4 separate regions of the Mus musculus genome follow, and all the other regions are linked to region 1. A link is a loop called in an ENCODE intact Hi-C map of the cell type or tissue named here. Cell type or tissue: heart. All regions are shown on one strand.

The links. A loop is a pair of places that touch in the nucleus more often than their neighbours do. Peaks named below come from ENCODE experiments on the same cell type or tissue, not always from the same donor. Only the 100,000 strongest peaks of a DNase experiment are listed, where the experiment ranks them.
Region 2: it touches region 1 in a loop (2.9-fold over the local background); 5 of 42 quality-filtered maps call a loop at or near these places.
Region 3: it touches region 1 in a loop (2.6-fold over the local background); 4 of 42 quality-filtered maps call a loop at or near these places.
Region 4: a loop joins it to region 1, with 8 times the contacts of the local background. A loop is called at or near these places in 2 of 42 quality-filtered maps.

What each region holds. Positions count from the first base shown.
Region 1 is chr16:33,180,581-33,188,580 of GRCm38, reverse strand. Osbpl11 (oxysterol binding protein-like 11) reads right to left here and starts at 3,510. Exons shown (of 13, transcript NM_176840.3): 1 at 2,581-3,510. The coding sequence starts at 2,777. In heart, a CTCF peak has its summit at 3,011; DNase peaks (open chromatin) are centred at 2,640 and 3,550; H3K4me3 peaks cover 1,783 bases; H3K27ac peaks cover 1,665 bases.
Region 2 is chr16:33,248,084-33,256,083 of GRCm38, reverse strand. It overlaps Snx4 (sorting nexin 4), which reads right to left and starts at 4,628. Exons shown (of 14, transcript NM_080557.2): 1 at 4,483-4,628. The coding sequence starts at 4,623. In heart, a CTCF peak has its summit at 3,029 (motif pointing left); a DNase peak (open chromatin) is centred at 4,683; H3K4me3 peaks cover 2,264 bases; H3K27ac peaks cover 1,849 bases.
Region 3 is chr16:33,058,330-33,066,329 of GRCm38, reverse strand. It overlaps Rpl35a (ribosomal protein L35A), which reads right to left. Exons shown (of 5, transcript NM_001130485.1): 4 at 7,507-7,651; 5 at 6,141-6,232. The coding sequence ends at 6,209. It overlaps Lmln (leishmanolysin-like (metallopeptidase M8 family)), which reads right to left and starts at 3,809. Exons shown (of 17, transcript NM_172823.2): 1 at 3,596-3,809; 2 at 1-19. The coding sequence starts at 3,781. In heart, no CTCF peak of the experiment used is centred here; a DNase peak (open chromatin) is centred at 3,909; H3K4me3 peaks cover 2,441 bases; H3K27ac peaks cover 1,875 bases.
Region 4 is chr16:35,019,862-35,027,861 of GRCm38, reverse strand. It overlaps Hacd2 (3-hydroxyacyl-CoA dehydratase 2), which reads right to left and starts at 5,441. Exons shown (of 7, transcript NM_023587.2): 1 at 5,227-5,441; 2 at 1,920-2,037. The coding sequence starts at 5,381. LOC105246106 (a long non-coding RNA gene) reads left to right here and starts at 5,517. Exons shown (of 5, transcript XR_876048.3): 1 at 5,517-5,791; 2 at 5,924-6,020. In heart, a CTCF peak has its summit at 3,383 (motif pointing left); a DNase peak (open chromatin) is centred at 5,491; H3K4me3 peaks cover 2,042 bases; H3K27ac peaks cover 1,247 bases; H3K27me3 peaks cover 749 bases.

The DNA of each region.
Region 1 (8,000 bases):
TACCCAACTATGTACATTTTCAAAACTGAGATAGTATCAAATTACAGTAGAGATTAAAGCTACTGGTGAGATTTGCAATGTTCAGACAGGTAGTTAAAAACCTGGCTCTTGAGTTCCTGAAAGATTTCCTGACTCGGACTCCATTAGCTGAGGTCAGAAAGGAGAAAGAGATAGAGTCCACAACACAAGTAAGACAGCCTTGAAAAGGGGAAAAGCCAACCTAGGCAACTAAAGGAGAGAAAAGCCAACCACCACCGAGACACTGAGGACAAACAAAGAGAAAGTTCTGTCAGGAAGTCAAGAAAGTGGGGTGCCAGTGCAGCTGTGGCCCAGGGATGAAAGGGCTGGCTTTCTCAGAGAACTCAAGAAAGAATTCTAAAAGCATGTGTACTTACAGGGAACTCAGGTGGAAGAAAGACGTAAAAGTACTCATTGTTCCTTAGTAGGGACAGAGCAAATGGCCTGAGTTGTTTGAGAAGCAGTAAAGGATTAGGTCACTTTTTGTAATTGTTATTATTTTGTTTTAAACATCTTTAGACTCTAAACCTGGGGGAGAAGCCAAGAAAAGGAGACCACGAGTTGTTTTGTTTTTTGGTCTGTTTTTTTTGGGGGGGGGTTTCGAGACAGGGTTTCTCTGTATAGCCCTGGCTGTCCTGGAACTCACTCTGTAGACCAGGCTGGCCTGGAACTCAGAAATCCACCTACCTCTGCCTCCCGAGTGCTGGGGTTAAAGGCGTTCGCCACCACCTCCCGGCGAGACCATGAGTTTTGAGCACCTAATATTTGCTCTAATTCTACTTCATTTTTCACTTTAATTTAGAGTGGTTTTCAGAATTGCTACTATAAGACTGACCTCTGGTTATCTTGAACTTTTCCTTACTTCCTTGAATGATATCAAAATATCCCCACAAAAAAGAATTTTCTTATGGTTCATCTTAACACATAAATTGAGAGGGGCTGGAGAGATGGCTCAGCAGTTAAGAACACTAGCTGCTCTTCCAGAGGACCTGGGTTTGGTTCCCAGAACCCATGTGGCAGCTCCATGATGAGTCCAGGTCCAGAGGATCTGATGCCTTCTTCTAGATTCAATAGAGCCAGTGCACACATATGCAAACATACATACATACATACATACATGCAGGCAAACATTCACACCCATAAAAAAATAAAATGAAAAAAATCACAAAGGGGGAGAGTTACACTGACTTGACTTCAATCCCCATTGCCAATTACAAAGTTAGCTACTCTTCTCACTTCTGTAGGTTCATGCCTGCATATTTCACATAGACATATATTTGCATATTAGGTGATACAGGGTGATATATAGTCCTAGCTGTGCTGGAATTTACTATGCAGATATGAGGCTTGCCTCAAAACTCACAGAGATTCTCCTGCCTGTCTCCCATGCTCCAGGATTAAGAGAGAGCACCACCACGCCCAGCCCACATCTGCATATTGTAACACACGCGCAGTTCATACATATGGATAGTACTCATGATAAATATGTAGCTTTCACAACATCTTGGTTCCTACCCCTTCCAAGTCTTACAAGTGTAGTCAAAGAGTTTAACACAATCAAAAACCAAACCAAACAAACAAAACCAACTAGAATTAAACATACAAGCAGTTACCCAAAATTTCAGTATTCATCAGTGTAGATCCAACATTATAGGATGCCCTAATTCCATTCATTCTTAGAATTATGGGTAGTAATCTCTCCCTATACTATATATATATATATGTATATATATATATATATATACACACACACATACATACATATACATATATTTTTTTGTTTTACAAACCCTTTATACATATATTTTTTAAAGCACCAAAATGAAGCTTTTGATATTTCTCCAAGTTTTTCATTTACATTAATAAAAACTAACAAATGGCCGGGCGTGGTGGCACACGCCTTTGATCCCAGCACTCGGGAGGCAGAGGCAGGCGGATTTCTGAGTTCGAGGCCAGCCTGGTCTACAAAGTGAGCTCCAGGACAGCCAGGGCTACACAGAGAAACCCTGTCTCGAAAAAACCAAAAAAAAAAAAAAAAAAAACTAACAAATGTAGAATTTCAAGAGTTTTCAAGTAGCCTGATTACACTCTACTGCTTATCAGCCTCTGTATTTAAGTCCCTCCCCTTCTCTAAGTCACAAGCAACCAAAGGATAAGATCTTCTCTGACTCTTGTTACTCGAATCATTCCACAAGTTTTGAAGACCAGCATTTGCCTCTCAAAGCGCTGAGTTCCACAGTTTCTGCTCTAAGAGACGTTCAGGCTTGCTTGTAAACAGATTACAACAGAGGCAAAAACCAGAAGTGAGTGTAGAGATAAATCAGAGGAAGAATAAGCCCTTGGATAATCGAGAAAACTCTGGGGTACATTTCTGAATTCCTCAAAGGGCCTCAAAAAATTACCTGTTGAATGAATTTCTGAAGAAAGTCAATCCTGCTCACGAAAGCAGGGTTCTATCTCCAAGTCAGATCATCAGCCGCTTTGGAATTGGCCTTCCAACTGGGATATGCAGACCCCATCACACTCCGAGCCACCCCAGAACATCACTTTGGAGGGCCATACCTGTACTGCCAGCCTTTCGCACTGCCACCGCGGCTGCTGTTGCTGCTGCTACTGCTGATGGCACCCCCACAGCTGCTGTTGCCGCTGTTCTTGTTCGGGGTCACTGCTGTGGCCAAGCCCTCCAGCTTCCCTTCACTCTCGGAGACTTTCATCACCGATGCCGGCTCACCTCCCTGCATCTTAACTCCAAAGTTCATCTGCCCTTCTCGGGCGAGGGACACCAAGTGCAGAGTTATTTTGTAAGTACTTTTCCCCCTTTCTCTCTCTCGTTTTTTTACTCTCAACGGGATCTCAGACCTCGGCTAGAGTGGAAATCGACAGTGGTCCAGAAAAAGAGGACACGCATTTCCACTTTGGTTAAAAGTTTTAAAGAGCACGGGTACCCTTCAGATAGATGCCTCTCCCGAGCAAGAACAAGGAGGACAAATCACCCCGCCAGAGGGCTCGGTGCCACACTCCGAGGAGCAGCCGGGCGGCGCGGGCGAGGTCGCGGATCCTCTGCCTGGGAACGCGGGGCAAGGACGGGGTCCACGGCCCGGGAGCCCCGGAGCCCACGGCCTGACCTCAGGACTCGGGGGTCGGGCCAGCCGCGCCGCTTCTTCTCCTCAGCCGGGTCCTCGGGAGAAAGGGCCCTGTCCAGCCAGCTCCGCGGTTCCCACCGCAGCCCCGAACTGAGCCGGAGCGGTCGCGCGAAGCCCGCGGAGGGTCGGGCAGACGCCGCCGGGCAGGACGCGGGCTCCGAGGCCGCTGAGCTTGGGCCGGAGGCGAGGGGTTCACCGTGGCCTCCTCCGAGAGCGCTAGCCCTGGAGCCCCACGGAGTTCACAGGAGCCGACCGCTCCCTGGAGCTTCCTTAGCCCTAAACGTAAAAGCCAGAGCCAGGGCCCGGGCCGCCGCCCCACCCACAGCCGGTCACCCACCCGCCTGCTAGCTCTCCCCGCCTTCCTTTCCGGTGTCGTGTGAGCTCATTTCCGCTAGCATTGAAGCGGCGGCGCCATCTTTGATTGGGGCAGACGATCCCGAAAGGAGGCGGTGACCGGAGCCTCAAGGGAGAGAAGGAGCTGAAAGAAGCAGTGGGGAAAGAGGCAGCAGGCGGGAGGGAGGGAGAAAAAGGGAATGAAACGGTCTTGCTAAACAGGTCCTATACTCTCTTGGGGAGCCCCATTCCTTGCCTTTTAAGGGAACCTAAAAAAATAAGAATTTACAGAACAAAGTGGGGAAAAATAACTGATCAGTCATTTTTGAGCAACAAAAAACCCAACATGATATTGGACTAAGGTAAATCGTCTTAAAGAAAAGGAAATTGTCTTGGAAATTAGAGCTCTTGGTGATGCTGGAGAAACTTGAAGTAGATTGATATAAAAAGGATTTACTAATAAGCTTACTTAAAAAGGACCAATAACACTGGAAGAAAAGTAGTTTATTGCCACGTTTGTTACAAACTGTAAGAAAGAAAACTTTTACCATAATTGAAGTTTGGGGTCTCTGAAGAAGTTTCTCTTACTGTTTATCCCCTCAGCTTGACCTCCAGTTAGGCTCCACTCCCACAGCAAAAGGAGACAACCTGCCATTATACCCATCAAAGAGCATTCCTAAAACAAGACACAGGGGCAATGCAGGACCACAACCATCTGCAAGGCCCAGCCTGCCATTAACTCTTTGTCTAGGCACAGGGAAAGTTTACCTCTACCAGGTGGGCATGATTAACCTGGGTAACAACTACTTGAAAGAACCACACTGGTGTACTTAAGAAATAATCCTTAGCCGGGTGTGGTGACACACGTCTTTAATCCCAGCACTTGGGAGGCAGAGGCAGGCGGATTTCTGAGTTCGAGGCCAGCCTGGTCTACAGAGTGAGTTCCAGGACAGCCAGGGCTACACAGAGAAACCCTGTCTCGGAAAAAAAAAAAAGAAATAATCCTTGTCTTAGGGTTCTCTGGAGTCATAGAACATATGGAGTGTCTCTATATAGTAAGGGAATTTATTGTAATGACTTACAGTCTGTAGTCCAACTAACCCAACAATGGGCAGCTGTGAGTGGGAAGTCAGGCCTGTGAGGCTAGTATAAGCTGGTCTTCTGTGGAAATAGATTCCAACAGACTTGCTAGCAAGTAAGTACAATCAGTTGAAGAAGAGTGAACCTTCTTTCTTCAAGGTCCTGATGTAGGCCTCCAGTAGAAGATGTGGCTTAGATTAAAGGCGTGTGCCACCATACCTGAACCTAAAACTTGCTTTGTCCCAGGCTGACTTTGAACTCAAAGATTTGCTTACCTCAGTCTCCTAGAATTAAAGGTGTGTGTACCTTGCCTGGGCCTAAGATTTTCATGGCCACTATGGCTCAAGATCTCCATGTCAAGATCCAGGTCAAAAACCTGTCTTCCAGCCTCAAGATCTGGATCACAGGTGTGCCCTCCATTTCTGAATTGTAGTTCATTCCAGAGGTAGTCAAGTTGACAACCAGGAGTAGCCATGACAATCCTGATGATAACTTTGCTGTGCAACTGTCCCATTTGCCCAGAGTTGCAGTCTCCTATTTCCTCTTAAATTGTTCAAAGTGTGACCTGAAAAGGATTTAAGGATGATGGCCTCTGTGGAATGCAGAGGCCTATGGTATATCTCAGTTAGCAGAGGAGTCTTCTATTCAAGGCTATCTCCTCTTTAGCAGGAGGCAGAGTTGGATTATTACTAAAGAACATTGCTCTTGGTCTCATATAGTGTCAAGTGAACCACATGGAGTTCTCTGTCTACCTAGTCCTGGGTCTGGTGGTTATGGTGAGTGAATGCTATCACTGGGTTCTGGTTATCAGCCTTGGGTGTAGGGGAATTCTTGTCTAAAAGGCATGTTTTACTATGTTCATCTGGACAACATGGAAGTAACCCCTACAACTGAGAATATAAATAAATACATACATACATACATACATACATAAATGGATTTGGGGAATGAAACAGATAATCGGTGAAATGTGGTGGAGAACCTGACTTAGAGAAGGAAAACGTGTATAAAGGGATGTCTCACAAGATAACTTTTAAAATGAGAGGATGAGAGACAAGGATGCTAAGGGAAGAACTGTGTTAGGAGAGAGAGCTCCCACATGATGGAGTCCTGAAGGAAAACCTTCAAATCCCAGAACCAAGGAGGTTTCCAAGTTCTCTAAGCAGGTGGCAGGGTTTTCCACACCATGTGACAGCCAGCCTAGCCTACTTGACTCCTGGCACAGAAGTAGGCACCAGGTAGGACCATAAACTTTTTTTTTTCAGTTTCCAGGGAGAAAAACATGATTTGTTTTCCAGCCGTAGCTGAAACCTGTCAATTTTTTGTCTCAAGGACAGACTTTAGGGGAGCATGGCCCGACTTTCCCAAGGCTACCTACCATATCTGGCCTCTTAGACTGACCGGGTCTTCAAGCAGCAGGTCTAACCAGTAGAATGTCATGGAGATTTTTAACTGGGAGGGGCCTGTGAGCTGATTAAGAGTTTTAAGTGGGCTGGAGAGATTGACCCAGAGGGTAAGAGCACTGACTGTTCTTCTGAAGGTCCTGAGTTCAAATCCCAGCAACCACATGGTGGCTCACAACCATCTGTAATAAGATCTGATGCCCTCTTCTGGTGTGTCTAAAGGCAGCTACAGTGTACCTACCCTTAGCGCCACAAAAACGAGGCATAGTGGCACCCCTGTAAAGCCAGCACTTGGGAGGTGGAGACAAGAGAACCGAAAGTTCAAGGTTACCCTCAGTCACATAATGAGTCTGAGGCGAGACCAGGATACATGGGACCATGTTTGTTAGAAAATAAACTCGAAGTGTGTATAGAGAGTTGATTTTAATGAAAGAGAAAGGGAGACTGGTTATTAATAGCAGATAATTATACAAAAGTAGGTCATAAATGATAGTGGAGTCATAGCAGGTGTGATGAGGAATACGTCAACCCAGGGTTGACATGAGGGTAACATGGACTGTTGTGGCAAGAGTCAGAGAATGACCGCAGGTAGCCAGACCCACCATGGAATGCAGTTACTGGGAAAGCCAGTGCCAGGCTAAAAGAATGCAATTTGAATGTCACTACTTTGTTTTGTGTAAGAAGCTCACCAGGATAAGTTATAATGAGAGACCCTTGTGGAATCAGAACGAGAGAAACTGTTTGCATGGATTTGGGCTTTTGTTGTTGTTGTTGTTGTTGTTGTTGTTGTTGTTGTTGTTGTTGTGCTGTGATACTAGGGATCTAGCACAGGACCTCAGACATGCTAAGCAAGTGCTTTACAACTGGGCTATACCCTCAGCCCTGTTTTTCTTTTTATTTTACCTTGGGGGTCTTAAGTTGTCAAAGCTAACCTTGAACTTGTGATTTCTGATCTCGGCATTCCCCCATAGCTGGGATTACAGCCTGCATCACCAGGCCCAGCTAGATATTTGTTTTTGCTTGTTATTGTGTATTAGGGTCTAAATCTGACCTTCACTCAGTGTCCAAGGAGAGGGGAAGCCATGATTTGAATAAAGAAGATGAATGCACTTTTCTGAAACCTTCAGTGGGACGCCGGATGCTGGGAGGTTGGGGTGCCTTCCATAGCAATCCTGCTGGCCAGTAGATCTCCTCTTCTGTGGGAGAAGCTTCAGAGTGGCTTCAAGAGGTAAAACTGACATGAGCTCTGCCCATGTGACTTTAGGCAAGGGACCCAATAAACCTCTCTGGATCTGTTTTCCCTCATCTGTCAAGTAGTAACAACATCTCTGTGGAGGACTGAACTGTGTCTTCATTCCCACAGATTGTTGAAGCCCTAACTCTCCCTTCCGTGAGATGGTGTTTGGAAGCAGGACCTCCAAAAGATGATTACAGTTAAATCAGGTGGTGTGGATTAGTGTAGACAGTTGTCCTTGTCTTAGGAGTTACTGTGTAGGAAGAGACTGAGAAAGCTAGATCTCCCATCTGAGGATGCTGGAAGAAAACAGTTACGTATGCTAGCAAAAGGGCCCACACCAGAAAGCACACACACTGTGCCTTCGTCCTGGACTTTCACCCTCCCAAGCTGTGAGAAAAGCCGTTCCTGCTGTTTGAACCATCCAGCCACATCCTGTATCTCTGCAGGTCAGCACACCAAAACCTTTTTTTTTTTTAAAGGCCACTTTTGTCCCCCAAATGAAATGTAGTTTTTTTTTTCTAGCCACATTCTGACTTTACAACTAGACCCATCTGTATGTCTCTGTAGGTGCAGAATCCTAATAATATTATGTGGAGTCACCAGCATGTGCAGTTGGTGAGTGTGCAGGGACAGTCACCTCAGCTTCTAGGTCACCATTCTCTCCTTACAGGCTTCCCCAGCCACTCTTTATTATTATTATAAAATATTTATTCATTCAGAGAGAGAGAGAGAGAGGAGACAATTCCCAGGAGTCATTTCTTCTTCCACCATGCGGGTTCTGGGGAT
Region 2 (8,000 bases), 68 kb before region 1:
ACAATGCAAGCTTTCTGCTCAGTTGAGATCCTGGGAAGTACAAAGGATCAAGGTGCCGGGAGACTTGGTATTTGGGGAGATCTTGCTTCTAACCAGGAACTTTTGGGAGACATTCAAAGTCTAAGCTATAGGATGTACGTATAAAATTTCTCTTCGTTTTTACATTATCCTCACCTGCAGACCCACTTAGATCTGCTGTTCAGGAAGGGAAGGCGCTAATTATGCATTAGGATGCCTAAGTACCAGCTGAGCAAACTCTCGTGGTTCTGTCAACACTGCCAAGCCTAGGGCACATTCCCTTTTAAACTGCCACTTATGAGTTCCTGGGCAATGACGCTCAGTGAACATCAGCCCCTGCACCAGTCTCTTAACTCCCGAAAGCTTTCAATTGGAAAAGGAGTGTCTTACCTCCATTCTCTCCGGTTCCCCTTCCATTCTGCTAGGTTTCCTTACCTTCTGACTATTTACTACTTTTCTTAGAGATTGGGTTTCTTTGTTTCTTCCCTTTTCTAAAATATTGTTTTTAGTTTTTTGTTTTGTTTTATAAGATAGGGTCTCTATATGTAGTTCTGGCTCTCTTGGAACCAGGCTGACCCAAACAGGGAGATCCACCTGCCTCCGCCTCCAAAAGTGCTGAGATTAACCACGTGTCACCATGCTCCCAGCCTTTAAATCATTTTAAATAAAACTGACTACAGCTTTGTTTTGTTTAAATGAATGTGCTCTTAGGTACAGGGTAAGAATAAAAAGGAAATGAGATAAGATTTCTAATTAGCCAATGTTAGTATTTTGTCTAAACTCCACCCCCACAGTTACCTGGCAACAGCCAGGTAGGCCTGGCCCACTATAAAAGGGGCTGCTTGCCCCATCCTCTCTCTCTTGCGGTCGTGCCTCTCTCTCTTGCTCCTTCTCTCTTCCCATTCCCTTTCCCCCTCTTTCTACATGGTCGGCCTCTATTTCTCTACTCTCTCCCTCTCTCTGCTTTTCTCTGCCTCTACTACCCTATTACTCCCCTCCCCACGCCCTGAATAAACTCTATTCTATACTATACCATCGGTGGCTGGTCCCCCGAGGCCCCTCCTCCCCCCACACCTCACCACACCCCCACAGAACATATTCTTCTACTTCTTTATCTTTTTATAAACACATCAGCTGATGGCAAAGGACTAGAGAATCACAGAAGGAAAAACAAAAGGAGGACATGCACACACAAACACGTGCACATGTACATACATGAACACATATACACAAATTAACATAAAGGTCTAGATTTATACTGTAAGTTCATATTAATTCAACATGTATGCTCACAAAATAATAAAATTTTATCATCATGAGCAAAATCAAAGTCCTTCTGATGCCTGGAACCGACACAAGGGTTGTGTGCAGTTCTGTAGAAAGCGTTTGCCTGGCATGTGGCAAACTTAACATTCCATCCCAGAACTTAAACAGGGCTGGGCATGGGGTCATAACCACAGGATTGGAGAACATTTTAAATAAATCCTGACAATCTTCAGTATTCATGGACACATCTGGCACTATTGATGGGAGGGAGTGTATACTGAATAAACCACCGTGGAAACAACCTGGCACTGACGGCTACAGCTCCACACACTACTACCACCTGTGACCCTGAGATCCCACTGCTAAATGTAGACTAGAGTCTTAGACATTTCGAAATAAGAGATATTTAGGAGGAAGCTCATGTATAATAACTCTCTAAAACAGCAAAAATTTCATTATCCAACTCTCCATGAACACAAGAGATAAATAAACCATGGACTACACAGAAAGACCAAACTATAAAGCCATAAAAATCAATTAGCTAAAACACTTTAGAGATGATAAATCCCAAAAGAAAGAAGACATATGGAAAATATTTCATTTATGAAACTTCAAAATTGAGTAAAAGTAAAGAATGTATTATTTAGAGATACAGTCATAAAGTAAGAGGAAGTATGGAAGCTCACATCTGTAATCCCATCACTAAGAATCAAGAGAAGGGCTGGGCGGTAGTGGCGTATGCCTTTAATCCCAGCATTTGGGAGGCAGAGGCAGGTGGATTTCTGAGTTCGAGGCCAGCCTGGTCTACAAAGTGAGTTCCAGGACAGCCAGGGTTATACAGAGAAACACTGTCTCGAAAAACCAAAAAACAAACAAACAAAAGAATCAAGAGAAGGATTCCCAAAACTTCCAGGCTAACCCAGGTAAAGGTGAGAACCTACCTAAACAGAGCAAAAATATCACAAAATGGTGGTTCTTGCCTGTAATCCAAGAAAATCAGGAGTTCCAGAATGCCCTGGGCTACATGAAATCTTGTCAAACAAAAACATATAGAATAGTCTAAGTCTGGGCTGGATAGACAGCTCAGTGATTAAGAACATTGTGTGGCTAGGTGTTGGTGGCACAAGCCTTTATTTCAGCACTCAGGAGGCAGAGGCAGGTGGATCTCTTGTGTTTGAGGCCTGCTGGGCCTACAGAGTGAGCTCTAAGACAGCCTTACGTGGCCTTGCAGAAGACGCAGATTCTGTTCACAGCATCCACCTGGTGGCTCCCAATCATGCTTACTGCCACTTCCAGAGGATCTAATGCCCTCTTCTGACCCTCACGGGCTCACAAATGACACATGTGCACACACACACACACACACACACACACACACATACACATGCACGCAGACAAAATACTCATACATACAAAATAAAATAAATCTTCAGAGTACATACTGCTCTTGTGAAGGACCCAAGCCCAGTTTTCAGGACCCATGTCAGGCAGTTCCTATAACTACAGCTCCAGACAGTCACACCCACAGTCACAGAGTGATACCCACACACAGATACATACAAAATAAAAAAGAAACTCATGTCAAAACTATGTATTAGGGCTGGCAAGATGGCTCAGCAAGTAAGAGCACTGACTGCTCTCCCGGAGGTCCTGAGTTCAAATCCCAGCAACCACATGGTGGCTCACAACTACCCATAATGAGATCTGATGCCCTCTTCTGGTGCATCTGAAGACAGCAACAGTGTACTTATGTATTATAATAATAAATAATTATTTAAAAAAAGAAAAAAAACTATGTATTAGCCAGGCATGCCTTTAATATCAAGGAGGCAGATCTCTGCATTGCAGGCCGACAATGTCTGGGGCTTGTAGGGAGGGCTACATATTATATGATGACAATTATAGGACATGCCTGAAAGGGAAAACAACAGGAATGAAGAAAAGAAAAAGGAAAGAACAACAGGAGAGGGACAGAGAAGAACAGGCAGCGTAGAGGATTTTTTAGGACACTTAAAAGTTCATGTGACAGTGTGTAAACTATGGACTTTGGGTGACAACCTGGCCTCACCGCGTATAACATAAACGAGTCTGGTAAGAAGCGTGGACAAGGCACAAGTCTGAATATGAGAACTGAGTATACGGGAAAATCTCCCCATTTCTCTTTCAATTCTACAGCGACCTTAAAACTGTTCTCAAAAATCAAAGTCTTAGCCGGGCGTGGTGGTGCACGCCTTTAATCCCAGCACTCCTGGGAGGGGAGAGGGCAGATTTCTGAGTTCGAGGCCAGCCTGGTCTACAGAGTGAGTTCCAGGACAGCCAGGGCTATATACAGAGAAACCCTGTCTCGAAAAAACACAAAACAAACAAACAAACAAAAAGTTAAAGTCTTTAACTTATAAGCACACATAAATGGTTTAAGTAGTCAAAACCTCCAACTGCTGAGAAGTTCCTGGTTAGCTCTCTCGAAACTTAGTCCTCTCTAGAGACGCATCAATCATAAAAATGTACGGGTTACCTTAGCATGAATACCTACTGGGGGTGAGGGGGCAACAGCAAAATGGCTGGACAGGGGCTGAGCAACTGAGGGTCAGGGAGTTCAAATACAGGGCGCTAATGAGTTTCCTAAACATTTGTTCATCAGAGTCTACAAATCCGTCACGACCCTTTGGATGGATGCACTCACAGATTGACAACGCGACACTCCCTTAACTCAAAAGGTGAGAAACACCAGTTATCACCGAGGGGCGGGGATTGCAGGAGGAAACATTATAACGACATTACAGCTAAATGGAGAGTTCAACAAATGTTTCTTCCTCTGTCCCTTCTCTTTAACGTGACGCTGATGTCTATTTCCCGACGTGTCCATAGGCCAAGCCCCCCTTACTGCGCACACTCGCCTCTCACCAAGGGTGTAGCCGCCTCCCAGCGACCCCCTCGGCCGGCCGGAAACAGCAGCGAGCCTCTTCAGGGCCAGACCCCGGGGGACGCGCCCACTGACACCGCGGGCCACGCCACCACGGACACGCGTGACAACGCCCACGCGGCGCTCCGGCACGCCGCGCCTGTGAGTCCATTTCCACTCCGCATCGGGTCATCCTCCGGTCTCGGGACCGCACCCACCAGACCCAGCCAGGGCGGCCCGGCCCGGCCCGCTAGGCCCGGCCCCAGACCGGAAGCCTCCGCCGCCCCTCTCCTCACCGTGTCGACCCCTGAGCCGTCTTCTCGGGTGCCCTCGTTCTCCTCACCGACCGCGGCCTCCAGCACAGCGCCAGGGCCACCCAGCGGCTCCAGGGGTCCAGGCTGCAAGAGCTTCTCGGGGTCCGGAGGTGCCTGCTCCATAGCTGTAGTTTGGCACCGCGAGTCCAGTGCGCCTGCGCGGGGCCTTGACTCCAGCCGCCCCGCCCTCTGCTTGTGGTAGCTCCGCCCTGCGCTCTCGGTAGTCCCGCCCCTGCCCACAGAAACTCCTCCTAGGCAGCGGAGACCCCAGAACGCTGGACCACCAGCCAAGACCTGCGACCGAGGGAGGTAGGGGAAAGCTAGGGCGACTACAGAGGGTTGGCTACAAAACTGGTAATCTGGGAGAGCCGGTAAAGACATAAAGAAACTAAAGTGAAGTGAACTCAAGAAGTGCAGAAGCCACTCAGATTGGCGATCCCCTCAAGTAATTGTGTCATTAAAAAGAAAGGGAGATTGTCTTGTGACCATCGCCCTTACCTTGCATTCACAATTCCGTTTCCCCTCGCAAAGACCAGAGCAGCATCAATTATTAACTTTTAGAGAGTTGAGTAACGCATTCAGCAAAAGATAACGCCTAAAGATTTGAGAGGTAAGATGGCTGAAGCAGGCTGGAGAGCGCCATTGTTAAGTAAGTGTTTAAACTTTAGACGCTAAAGCAATTTAATTTTCTACAAGTCTCTTGTAATTTCCTGAACCTACCCCTTGGCAAGATTCCCTGTGGTGACCTGAAGAGAAATGTTCACTGACTGTAGCCTAAATATGGGACCTTTGGGTTGGTATTTTTGTACAAAACCTGGTCTCGGACCAAAACTGATTCTTGCCAAACATCCTTTTCCGGGTTGTGAAGCACAATTTCTTCCTCCTGGAGTTTTCTCCCTGGCTTGGTGGCAAAGTTCCATTCATGCTCAAAGCACTTTCTCTTGTTATTTTACAATAATTTGTTCTAAATCCAGCTTCCTCCAGCTAGACTCTAGACTTCTTTAATGCAGGGACCCCTTCTCCTATCCTTTCCCTGTTCCTTCCTTACAGAGCCTGGACTATTTATGTATTTAGGTATTTTATTGTTCGCCAGGGATTAGTTAGGTCCGGCAAACCCCCAGAAAACATGTTTTTAAATCAGAAGACTTTTTTTTTTTTTTTCCGAGACAGGGTTTCTCTGTGTAGCCCTGGCTGTCCTGGAGCTCACTCTGTAGATCACCAGGCTGGCCTCGAACTCAGAAATCTGCCTGCCTCTGCCTCCCGAGTGCTGGGACTAAAGGCGTGCACCACCACCACCCGGCAGAAGACTATTTTATTAATCACACAAGGATAGATTTGTTCTCATTATCTTGTGATCTTTTCCCAGTTTCTGAGATCTCAGAAAACTAGATCCTAAAGCCGGCAGGATGTTCGTTGTGAGCTGACCAGTGGGTGACAACGAGGAAATGACACCTGGCTTTGTAAGGCCTGAAGGAGACCATATTATTGTCTACTGTTTTGTTTTGTTTAAAAATAAAAGCTAGAAGCCGGGAAGTGGTGGCGCACTTCTTTAATCCCAGCACTTGGGAGGCAGAGGCAGGCAAATTTCTGAGTTTGAGGCTAGCCTGGTCTACAGAGTGAGTTCCAGGACAGCCAGGGCTATCTAAAGAAACCCTGTCTTGAAAAACCAAAAAAAAAAAAATTAATTAAAAAGTAAATAAATAAATAAATAAATAAAAGCAAGCTAGTCTGGTGGTGGTGGCAGTGCATGATTTTAATTCCAGAACTTGGGAAGCAGAGACAGGAGGATCTCTGAGTAGAGGCTATCTATATAGTGAGATCCAGGACAGCCTGGGCTACATAGAGACACCCTGTCACTAAATAAATAAACACTTAAATATAATAATAATAATAAACTAAAATGAATCAGACCTCTATCCTCCACTACTGAGTGCTGGAAAAACAGGTTGAGTGCCACTACCACACTGGGTAGAACCTCTCTGCCTAGAAGTCTATTCCGGAAAAGCCCTGCCTTATTCGGAGAAAGGCTTCCTGTAGGGAAGGAACACTTCGTCTGGAGGAGGTGATTCTGGCTGTAAGCAATGGCTTCACAAATCCCAGAGTGGGTTTGGATTTTCCCCCACTGGAAACCAGGATCCAGAAGAGGCTCATAGACTCGGCCTCTGCCCTGACTCCCTGTGCAGCGCAGGGTTCAGGGAGGGAAAGGAGGCAAGGATGGTGCTGCATGCTTTTATAACCCACCCCATGTACGCATGTGCACAAATAGGGAATGGATGGGAAAAACGCTAGGGGAGCTTTGGGCTCGCCATACTGGTGCTGTTTCAGAGAGGGGCCACATGAGTGACCCCACTTGGGAGCTTTCACTTGTTACTTCTATGGGAGGGTCCCCTGCAGGCTTTACAGCAGGCAGGAAAAGACCATCAGGGTGAGATAAGAATGAAACTTAGAACAATGTTAAACCTGAGAATCTCAGAAAAAGACCAGTACCATGATTTCTGAGCCACATTTGAAGCAAGCTTTAATTAAATACTGGCAAGGATGACAGATACTGGCGAGGTCCTTTCAGGGATTCTGCAGAGGCTTGTAAAGGGAAACACATAAGGCGCCCATATTTCCCGTCACAGCCAATCAGAGGCAAGTGTTCCTCCCTACATCTTTCATGCCTGAGTACCTCCCGACTACACGTGATCAAGCACATCTAGTATGATCAAATAAACTTGGTTAGGGGAACAAAAGTATGTGGCTTGTTACCACCCATATACAGTAGGCTCCAGCGTCTCTGGAAGTGTCTATCCTTGGGGAGGGGCTCATAGGTGAGACATTTTTGTTCATGGCTCTTTCAGGCACAGTAATTAAACCTTAAAACATAACTCAGAACATTACTTAACCAGGATCCCACCTAACACAGAGAACAAAACTGTACATTCTATATGATTTCATCATACTAAGTTCACAGAAAACAATCTGTGATTGATTGGAGAGTGGTTGCCTTCAGGGTAATGGGAGGCTCTGGGAAAGGTAGGCATGGCAGCAAATGCCGGTAATCCTAGCACTTGGGAGGTAGAAGATGGGAAGTCCAGGGCCAACATGGGCACTCGAGATCCTATCTCTGAGTCTGTGTCTGTCTCTCATACACACAACAACAAAAGTCAACAGCCAGGTGGCAGGAGTGGCACACACTCGTAATCCTACCACCACTCAGGAGGCAGAGGCAGACAGGTCTCTATGAGTGGGAGCCCAGTCTGGACTACAGAGCAAGTTCCAACAAAGCCAGGGATTTGTTATACAGACAAACCCTGTCTATAAAAACAAACAAACAAACAAACAAAAGATTGACTAAGGAGAGTAAAACTACTCTGTCGTCTGTGTAGAAAACTGGGATCTACAGAAAATCTGCATGAAGTATTTAATAGGCTATAAGATGTCAGTACATGATAAAATTAAATTGTATTTATTTTTAAAAGATTGACCTACTTACGTATGTATGTATGTATGTGTGT
Region 3 (8,000 bases), 120 kb after region 1:
GATGGACCTTATTTATGACCTAGAAGAGTGAATGGTCTGAAAAATCTTTTTTAAAAGTGGGTATGACATTTTTCTTTACTCAAGTAAATTTAAATATAATAATGTGTGTTCATTTAACTGCCCAATTGAGACCTAAGTAAAATGAGCTAAATTTTAAGTGTGACACCCCCTAAAAGTCCCTTACCTTATATTCTATGATGTTAGCATTCCTGAACCCCAAATGTCACCCAAGAAAAATGTTATCATCTGAGAGATAAGCATTTTGAACTTTTGACGTGAGTAAATTGTTACAGTGACACAGCTGTCAGAAAGGCTCGGGCTTGGTGAAGGCTTTGCAGTTTGTCATACAGAATCTAGTTTTGCTGACCCCAAGCCTTTAGAAACTGACGAGAGAGGCTGAGTGGGCAGCTCACACCATCAATCCCAGCATTTGGAGTTCAAGGCCAGCCAGAGTTACGCAGGGAAGAGTTAGACTTTGTCTCAAAAGAGAGAAGAAAATGACAGGAGACTGAAAATGTAAGAGTGTGTGAGAGTGTGCTTGTGTGGGTGTGTGTACATGAGTGTGTGTTTGTCAGTGTCTGGTGTGTGAGTGTGTGTTTGTGAGTAGGTGCGTGTGGGCAAACACCATCTACCTTGTTTTTGGAGTCGGGGTCTCTCACGGGCGAGGGGGTTGCCCAGCAGGCTTACCTGTTTGGCCAGTGAGCCCCAGAACCCCTCCTGTCTCCGCTTCTCTACGGCTAGGATTTAAGTATGTACCTTCACACTCGGTCAGTTTTATTTTTTTCATTTTGGTTTTTCAAGACAAGTTTTCTCTGTATAGCCCTCGCTGTCCTGGAATTCACTCTTCTATAGACCAGGCTAGCCCCGAATTCAGAGATTCACCTGCCTCTGCCCTGAATTCTGGGATGACAGGCGTTCACCACCCCCACCTGGCTTTATTATTTTGATTCTGTAACCCGAGTTCTAGGACACCTAACTCAGGCCCTCAGGCTTTAAAGGTGCTTTACCAAAGGAGCTACACAGCCCTAACAGGACCTAAAGTTACCCTTTAAGAAGAACAAAACCTTCTTACAAGAGAATAACCCCCACCCCTTTTTTTTAAGAGACAGGATTTTTCTATGTAGCTCTGGCTGTCCCGGAACTCACTCTGTAGATCAGGCTGGCCTCGAACTCACAGAGATTTGCCTGCTGGGATTAAAAGCGTGCACCAGCACCAGGCTCAGGATGACCAACTTTATGTAACTTATGAAACACAGGGAAAAAAAAAGTTTTAGCTAAATAGTAGGCTATGCATAACTCATTCCTATAACTCTAACAGTGAATAATCGCTTCCTTCATTATTTTTCTTACATTTAATATTTCTGAATATTTATAGAACAAAAATGGGATCACTCATTTTGTAGAAAAATAGCTATGCTGCATGCTATTGATCTACAGTGTGTACTGTCCACTTTCGTCCCCTGGCAGACAGCCTGCCTGCAGTCTTCCTCCTCACAGGCAGGTGACAGCGCCCTCTGTCCACTTTCGTCCCCCGGCAGACAGCCTGCCTGCAGTCTTCCTCCTCATGGGCAGGCGACAGTGCCCTGTGGCTTTGGTTGTGCTCAGCTGCTGCTGTTACTTTACAATGCTGGAGGCTAACCCGGGGCTTTGGGGTCATACGTTCTATCAGTGGACTACAGCCCCACGATGCATTCATTAAGTTGAGCGTATATTGGGTGTCTTCATATGCAAGGCACCGTGGCAGGTACTTGGATACATGTATGACATCTACATTGCCTTGAGGTAATGAAGACGGCTGAGTCCGGTAATTCCTAATAAACTGATTCAAGGTCACAAACAGAAGGCACGAAAGTCAACTTTAGAGGAACAGGTTAAGGAGAGATGTTGTGGAAAAGGGGCTATTTGAGAAAAGTTAAGAGAAACATAGCTTATTCCCTCTCTGACTTACATACGCACTAGACCACATACAGACTGCAGAATCCAGAGCACCAAACTCAGCACTAGCATACAAAAGTGGAACTGCTAGCTTCTAGGAATGGAATGGCAGCGTCATATAGATAATATATATTGTCAAATTTGGAAGAACTATTTAAAACCAGTTCCACTTGAAGCCAAATGTGGTAATCCACCCCTATAATACCAAGACTTGGGAAATGAAGGCAAGTAGAGGCTACAGAGTGAGTTCCATGCCAGCCCGGGCCTCAGGAGACCCTGATTCAGAAAACAAAACGACTAAAGAATACTAGTTGAAGGCACTAGAGGAGAAAAGACACAGCTTGCAAGGTCTGCTTTTGAAATACAGGAACGGTGCCTCTGACTTGTAAGGCCCCCTTTTCCCAGGGGTTTTGTGCAGGAGGCAGAACACAGAGCATTACGGGCTTAATGAGAACACATGTTCAGACCTTACAGTAGCACAAGGTAACGGGGAGAAAGACTGCGAGGGGGAGGCTCACAGTGGCCACTACCTAATGAAAACTTAACAGTTACGAGACCCAGCAGAAGAATGTGATGTGTGCTGAGGGAAGAGAGCAGGGAGCAGAAACCACCTCTTCAGCCCTGAATTGAAGCAACTCCCTTAATGCGACTGTCATGTGCTCACTGGGCTTACAGGGAAATGAGCGTATAATAAGGTGTCGAGGAAGGCTAGCAATAACAGAAAGAACCAAACGAGGGGGAGGGGTGTGTGTGTGTGTGTGTGTTAAAAGAACACCAACAAAACAAAAAGCTCACTGGAGAGGATAAACGATGAGCAGAGCCAGAAGTGATATCATACTTCTACAACCCCAGCACTCTGGAAACTGAGGCAGAAGGATCTCAAATTCCAGGCCAGCCTGAGCTACACAGTAAGTTCAAGGCCAGTCTGAACACTGCAAGGCAAGGCTGAAAGCTACGCGTAGCACAGAAGAGAACCTGGTTCAATGCCAGAATACAGATAAGGCCTCCAGACGAAATGGGAAGAACGCTCTACTGGGGAGGTTTTGGTAGGCAGATCTGAGTGAACCGAGACTACAAGAATTTATAAAGACTGAGAGAGAGTTGAGGTGAAAGGAGGTGCAGACTTTACAGAGCAGAGGGGATGGGATAAAGGCAGCAAAGCCATAACTAACTAGAAAACGAATCCTGAACTTTGGTCTCCTGAGTTTTCTCAGTAGTAGCCTTCCTACCAACAGCTCTGTCTGGTTCTCCCTTCAACTGTTTCTCAAGTCTTCGGATAAGAGGTTCTCGGTGTGGTGCTTAAGTAAGCAGCATCAGTATCTAGGAATCCGAATTGTGGGGATGCATGCCAGAGCTCCTGAGTCAGAAAGTGGGGGGAGCGGGGCGGCAATCTGTTCTAACAAGCGCTTCGATTATTCTGATGCTCGTCCAAGTTTGTGGTACTACTGGCTAAGCGGAACGGGAGGGGACAAGTGCCTAACTCAGCTGCTCTGCAGGCAGCAGGGGCTGACGGCGGGTCCCGCGGGTCCGGCGGGTCCTGCGGGTCGGGCGAGGGCTTTCTCCTGCAGAGCACCTGCAGTCCGCCATCCGGGACGCCACACCCTCCACGTTACTCCAGCCACTCCCTCGCCCGGCCCGTTCGCGCCCCGCTTCGCCCTACCTCAGTGTCCGAAAGGACGTGATGGCGACACGGAGGCGAAGTGCCCAGGGAGACGGGAGCAGCTCCGGCACCGGCCGGGAGCCCGCCCAGCACAAGCAGGACGCCTCGCACCCACAGGCAGCCGCCCCAGCGGCCTCGCGGCCCTGGTCCCGGGCCGCCCGCTCCTCCAGACCCAGCGGCCGCCATCTTCGGGCCGGCGTCGTTACCATGGAGTGCGACGCCTCCTCGCCGCCGCCCGCCCTCGCCGCGGACAGGTGGCGGGCCGTAAGCCGCCTCGCCATTGGCCGGCATTACGCCGGGTCCGGCGGAGGACGAGGGCAGCGGCGACCGCGGCGACGCGCGGAGCTGGCCAATGAGCGCCGCGGGGCAGCCCACGTGAACTGAGCTGTGGGAACCCTGGGCTAGCGGGGATTAGTGCAAAGCGGTCGGGCGTGCGGAGCGGCGCATTCAGAAGCTGCTGCTGCCACTTCATTCCGTAGCAGCTAAGCGCTCGGCCCACAGCTGGTCCTGTGAACCAGACCCTTCAGTCCACTCCAGCACCATCACGTAACTACCAAAGCTATTTGGACAGCCAACTAGGGTTATGGTACATATGTGACAGCTTGTCTACCCACTACACAGGGAAAGTTAGAGAGCCCCGAGCTACAAGGTTGAAGTCTGCGCAAAGGTCACTTGCCATAGCATGTGTAAGTCATTCCTTATACCTTAAAGGAGTCTCAACCTTTCTCTGCTTACCGCAAATACTTAATTCCCAACATTGGCTCAACTTTGTAAACATAACTATTCAGCTTCCAAAGCCCATCCCGCCTCTTTTTTGTTGTTGTTACTGGGTTTCTCTGTGTATCCCTGGCTGTCCTGGAACTCACTCTTGTAGACCAGGTTGGTCTCGAACTCAGAAATTTGCCTGCCTCTGCCTCCCAATTGCTGGGATTAAAGGCGTGTCACCACTGCTGGGCTTCCTAACTACTTTAAAGATGGAATTCTAGAAATTGTTTAAAGCAGCACTTATTGTCCATTCAATTTCAGTTCTCAAAATTGCAAACCCCACCTCAGTTTATGGTGATTTGTCAAGATAGATCTGACACCCTCTTCTGTATCTAAAGACTACAGTGTACTTACATATAAATCTTTTAAAAAAAAAAAATCCCGCCGGGCGTGGCAGTGTACTTACATATAAATCTTTTAAAAAAAAAAATCCCGCCGGGCGTGGTGGCGCACGCCTTTAATCTCAGCACTCGGGAGGCTGAGGTAGGTGGATTTCTGAGTTCAAGGCCAGCCTGGTCTACAGAGTGAGTTCCAGGACAGCCAGGGCTATACAGAGAAACCCTGTCTCGAAGAAAAAAAAAAAAAAAATCCCAGCGGAGTACCTAAGACCCCTGTGCCGCTCCTTTCAGACACCTAACCTTTCCAGTGGTCACTGCTGACCACATAACTGACACACAAGTAGCTTTTGGGGAAAACAATTTAGATTATAATAAATCCAAGACTGACACCCCTAAAAAGTAGTTTCCAATATTAAGTACATAGGAATCTAGTGAGCTAACCTAGTTGCTCTTTATTACTCCTTTGGAGACCACTCACAACCCAGCAAGGAACACTTTTCCAAAAGTACAACTTGCAATGCCAACTTCGCTTTGAACTAACCAACCTTTCTGGGAACTGCCTTGTGCCCTCTGATGCAGTTTTCCCCGCAATAGTTGCAGTACCATCATCTTGGTGGAAAGGACTCAACCATTTTTTGGGGTGTGGGGGTACCTCACTATAGACCAGGCTGGCCTTTAACTCAAGAGATTTGACCACCACTGCCTGGCCATTTCTTTAATAGCTCAGGCTCTGTAGCACAGTCCAGTCTAAATTGGTTAATAAAAGAACTTGTTAGCAACCTAAATATGCCTTATTTCCAGGATATCCTCAAACCTTCATGTGTTTGAGAGCCCTGCATACTTTTGTAAATATGCTATTATCAACCCTGCAGGTACTGAAACCAGCCATTTTCAAGGGCAGTTTTCCAAGGTAGAAATAAAATGCACTAGTCTGACCTTTTCAGGACATACTACTTTCACTTGACCAATCCCAAATCAGTCCCCAACACCACCATGCCATCCTACCCCCGTTTATCCAGACAAGCACCATTCAAATTCTTCCCAAGTCCCTCCTGAGTTCTGGATTTGTATGGGGAACAAGCATGCACTATTACCATGGTGCCTCACCTCACGCCCACAGCATGGCAGTGGTCAGTGTCTCAGTGAGATCCACCTCAGGCCTATGATGACTTGATGCTTCTTTCACTAAAAATCTAGAATGGAAATCACGCTCCTATAGGTTACTCATATAACCCAGCTCTGCTCCAGCATTAATTAACAGAAAACTTTTCCTGAGACAGGCTCTCACTATACAGTCCTGGCTGGCCTGGATGTGAGCATCTGCACTGAAGGTATATGTCACCTCACCCAGGAAAACTTTTTGTCTAATACTATTACATAGAAGTTCCTTGCACTCCAAAACTGCTATACAACTCCAAACACCTTAACAAAGAGAAACTCAATTTAGGACAGATGTGAAAAAAAAATACAAGAGCACAAATCTACTTTTATTTATTTACTCTCCATTAGTTTAAATCCGGGATGGGTACAGCATCTGGGGAAAAAGAAACAGAAACATTAGGTGAATAATAAATATCACATTACCGTATTACTCATCCCAAAATGCACCTGGTGGCTTTATCCTGATAGTAAGGAGGCATTTGCACAGCATCTGACCTTATGTAATACTCATTTTGTACATGGTCATCTACAGTGACACGTACATTCTTGAGATGGAACGGTCTCTCTCTCACTGACTGCCCCACAGATTCTCCCATTTCCCAAGGGCTCAAATTACAGACATGATACTGCTGTGCCTGTCTTTATGTGGCTGCTGGGGGAAAAAAACCTCAGTTTTTCCAACTGAGCCACCTCCCAGCCTCAGGAACCAGCACTTTTCCCCCCTGGTACCCAAGACCAAGGGTCATGAATGCTAACTATAATCAGGACTCCGAACTGACCTATGAACCCTAGCCCCAAATCAAAGCAATCAAAACTAAACAAAAATACTCAAGTGAAATGGCTTAGTGGATACAGGCACTTGCCACCAAGCCTGACCACATGGAGTTTGATTCTTGCAAATGCCACAGCAGAATAGCTGACTCCTACAAATTGCCCTCTGACTTTCATACACTCTTGTGCCATGTATGCCCACATAAATGACAGCCCTAAAATGCAAGTTGTCGAGTGGGGTATGGTGGCGCCCAACATTCCCACCATTAGAGTACACTATAAATGGACCCAAGCGAAAGTATGACAAAAATCTCAACATAGCATGCCCCCGTGGGCCAAAGTCCTGAAACATGGTATGAGCATGCTTCCCATGTACAGGATAAAGTCACTGTCTAGTCTGGCAGGACTGAGATGGTAGACATAACAAACCATAACATGCCCCCCAAACAAGGCACGACATAAGATGAGCTAGGTAGCATTGGCCTGAAATCCCACCTACTTAGAAGGCTGAGGCAGGACTTAAGTTCAAGACCAGCCTTGACAACTTTGTGAGAACCTGCCATAGTCAAATATGAGCCTTGTGTACATAACAAGTTCCAGGACAACCGGGGGCACACCATAAGACTTTGGCACAAAGACACAAATAAATCCTGTCCAAAGTATTTCTCCTCCCAGGTTGCTTTAGTGATAATGAAACTTAAATGCTATTCATTTGCGGGCCACCCTCGCCTGCTTCACCCTGCCAGTTCTGTTTTTTTCCACTTAAGTCAGTCACCAATTCACAGAACTGGTTTATACTCTGGACTTTTACACTCACAAGTCTTGAGGTAGGTAGTAAGTATCAAAAGAGCCATTTATTTTGCTATTGGCACTCACCACACGGATTCTGTGTCCAATGGCCTTTGCAGGAAGGTTGCTTCGGAATTTGGCACGAACCATACCGCTGTTTCCGTGGGCCCGAGTTACCTTTCCCCAGATCACTCTGGTTTTGTTTGGTTTACCTCCAGGAGTCACTGTATTGCTGGTTTTTAAAGACATAAGCGGCATGAGCTCCAACACGGACATAAACATGACACTAACTCAGTTATTTCCTAGGGTCCAGGCTCCCACCTCTACTCTCCACACAGAACACCTTGAGAAATTGGGGGGAACAATATTCATTCAACAATTCATATACATAAAGCCTATTTCCAGGATAGTCAGAAGAATCTGTGTACTAAAACCATTAAGAGTAAATGTGGAAAGACACAGCAATGACACCTACTCAGGATAAAAGCTGAAAACGAGGACCTGAAAGCACAGGCTATCAGAGACTGAGAATGATGGCATGAAGCAAACGACTGAGGTCTCAACCAGGCTGAGCCTCAGCT
Region 4 (8,000 bases), 1.8 Mb before region 1:
CAAAAACTTTGCATTACTGGGACTATTGATGCTAGTTAGCTGGAGCTAAGAAATTAGCAGTGATTAAGAAGAGATCAGCATCGTTGAGGTGACATCTTCTGGGAAGTGTTTTCTAAAAGTACAAAGAGGCTGTGTTCCAGAGATAGCCAAGGTTGTACTCCTGCTGCAGCGGGACTTGGTAATGTGTAAGGGTCACCCGGGTGGTACTGGTTTTGAAGGCATGAAGGGGTCATGCAGAGCAGCTGAGGCTCAGCACTGTGAGAGGCTATGGAAGGCCACTGGTGAAGGTGCAGCCTCAGCTGCAATTGACAGCCCAGGACTGAAGGGGTCATGCAGTGTTTTGGAGATGCCACTACCATGAGATGACCACCAAGAGCAGCAGCAGTGGAGTACAGGCATCTGGAGCCTAGAGGACTACGTGTGTGCTACAAAGGTCATGGCTGGAGAAGTGACCCAAGCCCTTGGAGGAGCCCAGAAGATCGTGAGTTGGATCCCAGAATTGGATGGTTAGAGAACAATTTTTGCTTTTGATTGTGATTGTGCTCTGATATGTTCCCTCTTGAAGGGAGAAACTATTTTAGTGGAGCCCACAGTTAAGAGACTTAATTGTAAAAGGACTTTGGATTTTAAAAGAGATGGATATTTTAAAGAGATTGAAATTTTAAGAATATGTAAAGACTGGGACGTTTAAAGTTATTTAGAGCCGGGCGTGGTGGCGCACGCCTTTAGTCCCAGCACTTGGGAGGCAGAGGCAGGCGGATTTCTGAGTTCGAGGCCAGCCTGGTCTACAGAGTGAGTTCCAGGACAGCCAGGACTACACAGAGAAACCCTGTCTCAAAAAACAAACAAACAAACAAAAAAATTAAAAAAAAAAAGTTATTTAGACCTTGGGGATGAATAAGAATGTAAGGGTTGAGGCTTACTAGTGATGTGTTTGTGTGTCAAGTTGACAAGGGGTCAATTGTACTGGCTAGTTTTGTGTCAACTTGACACAGCTGGAGTTATCACAGAGAAAGGAGCTTCAGTTGAGGAAATGCTTCCACGAGATCCAGCTGAAAGGCATTTTCTCAGTTAGTGATCAAGGGGGAAAGGCCCCTTGTGGGTGGGACCATCTCTGGGCTGGTAGTCTTGGGTTCTATAAGAGAGCAGGCTGAGCAAGCCAGGAGAAGCAAGCCAGTAAAGAATATTCCTCCATGGCCTCTGCATCAGCTCCTGCTCCCTGACCTGCTTGAGTTCCAGTCCTGACTTCTTTCAGTGATGAACAGCAATGTGGAAATGTAAGCTAAATAAACCCTTTCCTCCCCAAATTGCTTCTTGGTCATATGTTTGTGCAGGAATAGAAACCCTGACCAAGACATCCCTTTATTCCTAAAATTGTTTGAGTTGGATTTCTCTCAGCTGCACTTACAACGCAAACTACACTGACTCAGGAAAGAGGACCGAGGCAAGCACGGAACCACCAAACTCACTGCGAATCTCTAGTGTCTTTCCAAAGCCTTCAATAATGTGGATGCCTCAGGCAGGTTCAGCTCAATCTCCTGTCTATTATCATCAATACACCACCTCCACCAAATATGCTCACCGTTCCTGCTATATGGACCCTGAAAGTATCTGAGCCTGTCAACACCTTACCAGGGCACTTCTAGAATCTCTCAAAATTCTAAAAGAAGTTTGCATCATTTGATTTCCTTTAAAGCTGGAGATAAAACATATTCCAAGCAATACATTAAATGGAATTTTAACTTTTTTCCTTCATATTTCAAAGACCATCAATTTCATAAAACAAAATTTCCAAATTTAAAGCAAATCCAATAAGGATAGGGCTATTTCAGCATATTTTATCATACTTAGTAATGGTTATAAGTATCATATTTTCTACTTATAACATTTGGAATTAGTGACAAAAATCTCAAACGTACCTCCAGTAAGGCTCCTGTCTGGAAGAACTTCAAAGGCCTTTCTATTGAATAATAAAGGCTATGGTAGCTCCCCTTAGCCAGGTATGCTCTCACCAGCCCAACTGCTATCACCAGCCACCTAGTAAAAAACAAAGTACAATTAGAAGAGGAAAGCAAGAGTACGCTGGACTCAAGACAATAAAGACATAGGAATAGCAGAGCATGTTCAAAAGATTGAAAAAGACCCGAGATTTACCAAGTGCTGTGGTGTGCTGCCCACATGAAGGGCATGGTGCCGAGTAACATTATTGTGAGGTGGCACCGTTAAGAGCTGAGACCTAGTGAGATGTATTTAAGTCATCAGGGACATGCCCTGACAGAGCCTCTGGGACCCTGGGCCTCTTTCCTTCCCTCTTCTGTGGCATGGTCATGAGGTGAACAGTTCTGTTCCTGCTGTGTCACTGACCCAGTGTAAGGAGGCCCTCAACTGTGGGACGCAATCACCAAACTTTGCACCAAAACAAACCTTCCTTTTTTGCATGTGGATTATTTCAAGTGTGGTATAAAAATCACTGTCCTTCACAAAGACCACACTGTAGCACAAATAAGTGTTACACTACCTACAACATCCTGTAAAATAAAATTACGTGGTGGCAGCTCACTTGTCTAGAACTCGGCTCTCTGATAAACCTGTCTGCTGAGAACAAGGCCAATGCAAAGGGAATAAGTTATTATGGTCTTTGTGCAGTGAAATCAGGTCCCAGAAAGTCTAATGGAACGAGGGGCTCAATTTTAATTGATTTATGCTGTTAAAGGGTCTTTAATAATATTTAGACGGGAAAAATACTTTAAACTATTTTATACAAGTGCCTCAGTGGGACAGGTCCGTATATCGTGATCTTATTTAAATTACATACAAAATATGAATAAAAGTTGCCTTTGAAAATGGATAGTTTTCAATTTCTCAAGACCAAATGAGAAGAGATCAATAAGTGTATTGATTAGAAACCCACGAAACCAGAAAGCACCAGGACATCCAGTTGTGGGTCTTACCTTTCTGCTTGACCTTCCTCCTCAAAAAATTAATATTAGGCCTTGTGGCTTCCTGTTAAATTTTATAAGGAAGCAAATGGAACCTGGTCATTAAGGCCCATCTCAGAAAGAGCAGATTCAACTAAATGTACACACTCAACTAGGCAACAGTATATATGTTCTACACCTACAAACTATCATAGAGGGACATTAAATAAGGGTTTATAACAGAAGAAATAAATTCCTTACTAGCTTAACTGGCCAGCATGGGCAGTAACAAATTAATGTTCAAGTTGATTAAAGCATTAACTTCCCTCTCAAAATTCCGATTTCTGGGCTGGAGAGATGACTCAGTGGTTAAGAGCACTGACCTGCTCTTCCAGAGTTCAGTTCCCAGCAGCCACATGGTGGCCCGCAGCCACCTGGAATGAGACCTGATGCCCTCTTCTGGTGGGTCTGAAGACAGCAACAGAATACTCCCATACATACATAAGTAAGACCCTACTCCTCATTCTTGTGTTCATCGCCCAGAAAGGAGGTCTTTCCTCATTAGAGGACTGTGACATCGCTCTTCAATACAATGCTTCTACCAACATCTTTGCTAGAACAGGAATCGTACATATATGTGTATAGAGAGAGTTCTAAATGTTCTCCTAAAAAAATAATAATCTGGGGACATTTATGAGAACAACAACTTGTAGCTGCAATAGTTCTTTATTGACTTAAGTTTAGATCCAGGGATTTTGAGAACTTGTATAATCACATGCAAGCCTGTGTTCCTTTCTTTTCTTTTTCTTTTTTGTCTTTTTGGTTTTGTTTTTCTTTGAGACAGGATTACACTGTGTAGCCCTGGCTATCCTGAAACTTGCTCTGGAGACCAGGCTGTTCTTTAACTCAGAGATCCACCATGCCCAGCCTGAGGGCATGTTGTTTCAACACCTCCTATCTGCAATACTAACAATCAGCCTACCACCCTCCAAGCCTATTTCTTCATTAAAAAGCAACATAATTTCTTTAGGCTTACAACGTTTGTGCAAGTGTGTATTATTGGCCTGTGCTAATACCAGCATCTGAGGAACATACAAAATTAGCTGATTCAAGTAAAGTGATTTGAAACAGGGTTTCACCGTATATATGCATTTTGTGTATATTTTAAGTTTTGATCCCTGCCAACGTATTTCCTACTGTAAAAGATAATTAAGAATGGATTTTCAAAATACAGTTTTAAATTTTTTCTGTATACTTGAAAGTCTTACAAAAAAAAAAAAAAAGCCATAGTGCTAGCACAGTAGTAGAGTACAAGCAAGTGTGAGGCCCTAAGTTCAATCGCCAGCACCAGTAAACAAACGGATGAATGCTTGCTAGGGAGTCAAGAGTGGTGTGGCACAGGCCCCTGATTCCAACAGTCACAAGATTGAGGCAGGAGAATCACAAGTTCCAGGCGAGCCAGGACTACATAATGAGTTCTGGTCAAAAAGAAAAAAGAAAAAAAAAAAAAAAAAAAAAAAAAACGGGAAAAGAAAGAGAAAAGGGAAGGGAGAACAGAAGGCAGGAGAAATTGCACCTAAGAAGTTTTACGACTTAGGAATTTCCTGACAATTTAAATTTATATGGTGATCCAGCTCACCAAAACCACCGGATTGCGAAACTGGATTCACCTAGCCCAACTCTACCTAACTGGGGGGGAAACAAAAAAACAAAAACAAACAAAAAAAAAAAAAAACCAAACCCACTAGAGACCCAGAGAAAGAAGCAGGTTTCTTCAAAGTCCCAGGGCGAGTTGTGTGAGAACTGGAACTAAAAGCCCTGCTATGAAGAGACAGACTTGAAATGGGGTAGACACCATCCCCAGAGTCGATTCTCTCCCTATCTCAACTTGCCCCAAGAAAATCTAAGTAATCCCCCTCCAAAGTCTCCGCCCCGGTCTCGGACCGCTCCGGCTCGGGCGGCTGGCGGAAAACTTCGACCACGTTCCTACCGCCTCCCAGACGAACGCTCCCGCCTGGGTTTTGAAAGCGGCCGCCTAAATGAATGATCTCCGCAGCCAGGCGGGCTTCCTCGCCGGGCTGGGGAAGTGCTGACCGGCCGCCCGGGGCTGGCCTCCGCGCCGCGCCGCGCCGCACCTGTGGCCCGCCCGCTCGCCCGCCCGCCCGCTCGCCCCGCCGCGGCCCTGACCAGGCAGCTCTGCGGCCAGCCTGCCCCATGCTCGCCCCGCGGCCGCCCCGGGCTGCGGGTCCGACCCCGCCGGTCACAGAGCTCGCTCCCCGCCTCCCCGGGGAGGGAGCTCCAGCCTCACCCCGCCGTCATCACCACATTGTAGATGACCAGGTACGCCGTGGCCACAGGCCCGGGGCCCTTCTTCTTCCGCGCGCCGCTGCTGTCGCCAGCCCCGACTCGGCCACTGCCGCCCCCATTCCCCTTGGTCGCTGCAGTCGCCGCCGCTGCCGCCATGTCAAGCGCCCGCAACCCCGCTCCCCTCGCGCCTGCACCTCAGACCCAACTGGGCTCTACGAGGGGGCGGAGGAAGGGACGAGGGAGAGGCGGGGCCGCGGCACGGGGCGGAGCCGGGACAGCGCCCACGGGGGCCGCCATCTTGGATGAGGGCAAAGACGCTCCAGGCGCTCGTCTCCGTAGCCGCCATCTTGGATAGGGGTAATTTCCTCCCAACTTCCGGCGCACAATCCGTGTGGGCATCCAGCGCCAGGTTTGATCAGGTTAATGTGAACCTGGGCCTCACTTGTCAGGCCTGTTCTTACGGATAATTTGTCTCTGGTCATTTGCTATCTTATGACCATCTCTTCCTGCTGGATCCAAATGATATGTCCTGGTCCTCGGTAACTTTAGCCTCTACCAGGTACCAGGTATCTTTACCCCTGTACACAGTTGCCCAAGTAGCTAGAGGGTGATTGACGTCAGTTAAGCTGTGTGTCCTGTTCAGAGAGCAGAAGGAACCAGCATTTTTGTAACATATTATCTTTCTCTTCTAATTGTAGCCAACTCGGGGAAATAGCCTTCAACAATTTCTTCCCTGTCTTTGGATTTTTTTTTTTTTAAACCTGCTCTCTTGGACACTCCCAACAGTCTCTAAAGGTTAGCCAGTTTTTCTCCATTTGTAGGCCTGCTTTTTATTAAAGAGGATTAAGGTCAATCAGTGGTTAGTGGTGGACCTTGTAAGGCAGTAAAGAGTTGTTTATACCTACAGGTTATGGGCTAGGTGGGAGGGAAATACTTCTACTGAGTTAGATCAGAAATAACTTCTGAAAGCTCCTTTAATCTGCTGACCCCACTCATTTCTTTTTTTAGTACTTTCTTCATAAAAAGTACCTTACTATCAGTGTTCATAAATATACTGGCATTTATGTAATGTAATAAAATATGTATTGATTCCAAGAAGTACTTGTGGAGCATATACAAGGTTGTATTGGAAAATATACATATTTCAAAATAAATGAAAGAAACAAACGTCGTCAGTCTTCAAGAGATTACACAGAAGGATCCAGGAATGAATCGATATGAATTAGCTGGTGAAAAGTGGTATCAGAAAATTATTACAATGATCCAGGTCACAATGATAGTGATTTAAGCCAGTGTGATAATAGTTGAAGTGAGGAACATTGAATTCTCAGAATATTTTAGAGTTAGTGAAATGTGTTGGGTAGAACATTTGGTTTTAAAGGAAGGTAAAAGGAGCATTCAGATTGCTTGGGAGAACAAGCTGTAAAAAGAAGTAAGTTTGAGCTGGACGGTGGTGGCTCAGGCCTTTAATCCCAGCACTTGGGAGGCAGAGGCAGGCGGATTTCTGAGTTCGAGGCCAGCCTGGTCTACAGAGTGAGTTCCAGGACAGCCAGGGCTACACAGAGAAACCCTGTCTCCCCAAACCAAAAACCAAAAAATAAAAAAAAGAAGAAGAAGAAGTAAGTTTGAAGGCAGAAGTCAGGACTTTTATGTTTAGCTTGAAATCCTTTTTAGAAATGTAAGTGGAAATGTGGAAGAGACAATTAGATTTAGACTCTGAGGTTCAGGAAGACCTGCAGGCTAGAGATTTGAGAGCTTCAGGATGCTAGGATTGAAAGTCATGATGCACCCCCAGAAACTGAGAGGTAGGAGCAGAGAAATTGCTGAATTCTCATCCTTACCTGCTCTCAAAGACTGTAAAGACATCCTGCTGCCTTTTCCCCTGACTTTTAAAAGAACATGTGAAGGAGGAAGGTACAGGTTTAGTTTTCAACATCCCTTACTCCATCATCTGACCTCAAAAATCACCAAGCACACACATGGTACATATACATACATGCAGGTGAAACACTCCTACAATAAATAAATCTTAAATAAAATAAAAACCAAGCCAAAAAAAAAACCCCAAAAACTAAAATCCAAAAATGCAAACCACCCCCGCACCTCTCATAAAGGAGTGAACTATTTTTCAAAACAATCATTCACTTTAAAACTCTCATTCATTTAACTGACTCTCTTTTCAGTATAATACAATAGGAAAGTAAGAGTCACAAAGGCATAAAGTTGGAAATCAACTTAAAACTCAGAATATATTTTTGTAGTTATTTATACCCATCAGCTCTGCAAAGTACAGGTGATCTTTTTAATTACACATAAATATCACTGGGGAGGGGAGATAGAATAGATTTTGTGGGTTGACTAGGAACAAGTGGGGATGGAAACAGGATGGGTCAGATGAGGGGTGAGTAGAGGAAGAGAGTCCTGGGAGAGACTACTGGAATTGGGAGGCATTTCAGGAGCAAGGTAGAAACTCCATGCAATGGAAACTCCCAAGAATCATAGTGATGGGGAATATGGAGCCTGTATCAGCCATCTGATGTAACCAGGCAAGACTTCCAGAAAAGGGATTGGGTCACCAACCTAGCCACAAAACCTTCAACCTACAATTTCTCCTTTCTGAAAGTGTGCTGGGGTAAAGGTGGCTCAGAATTTGTGGGAGTGGCCAATCAATGACTGGTCTAGCTTAAGAGCCATGAGAGGAGAGGGAGCCCAATGGACCTGACACTCCCTGAAGGCCAGGAACCAGAGCTGGATAGCCCAGACAGACACCTAGGA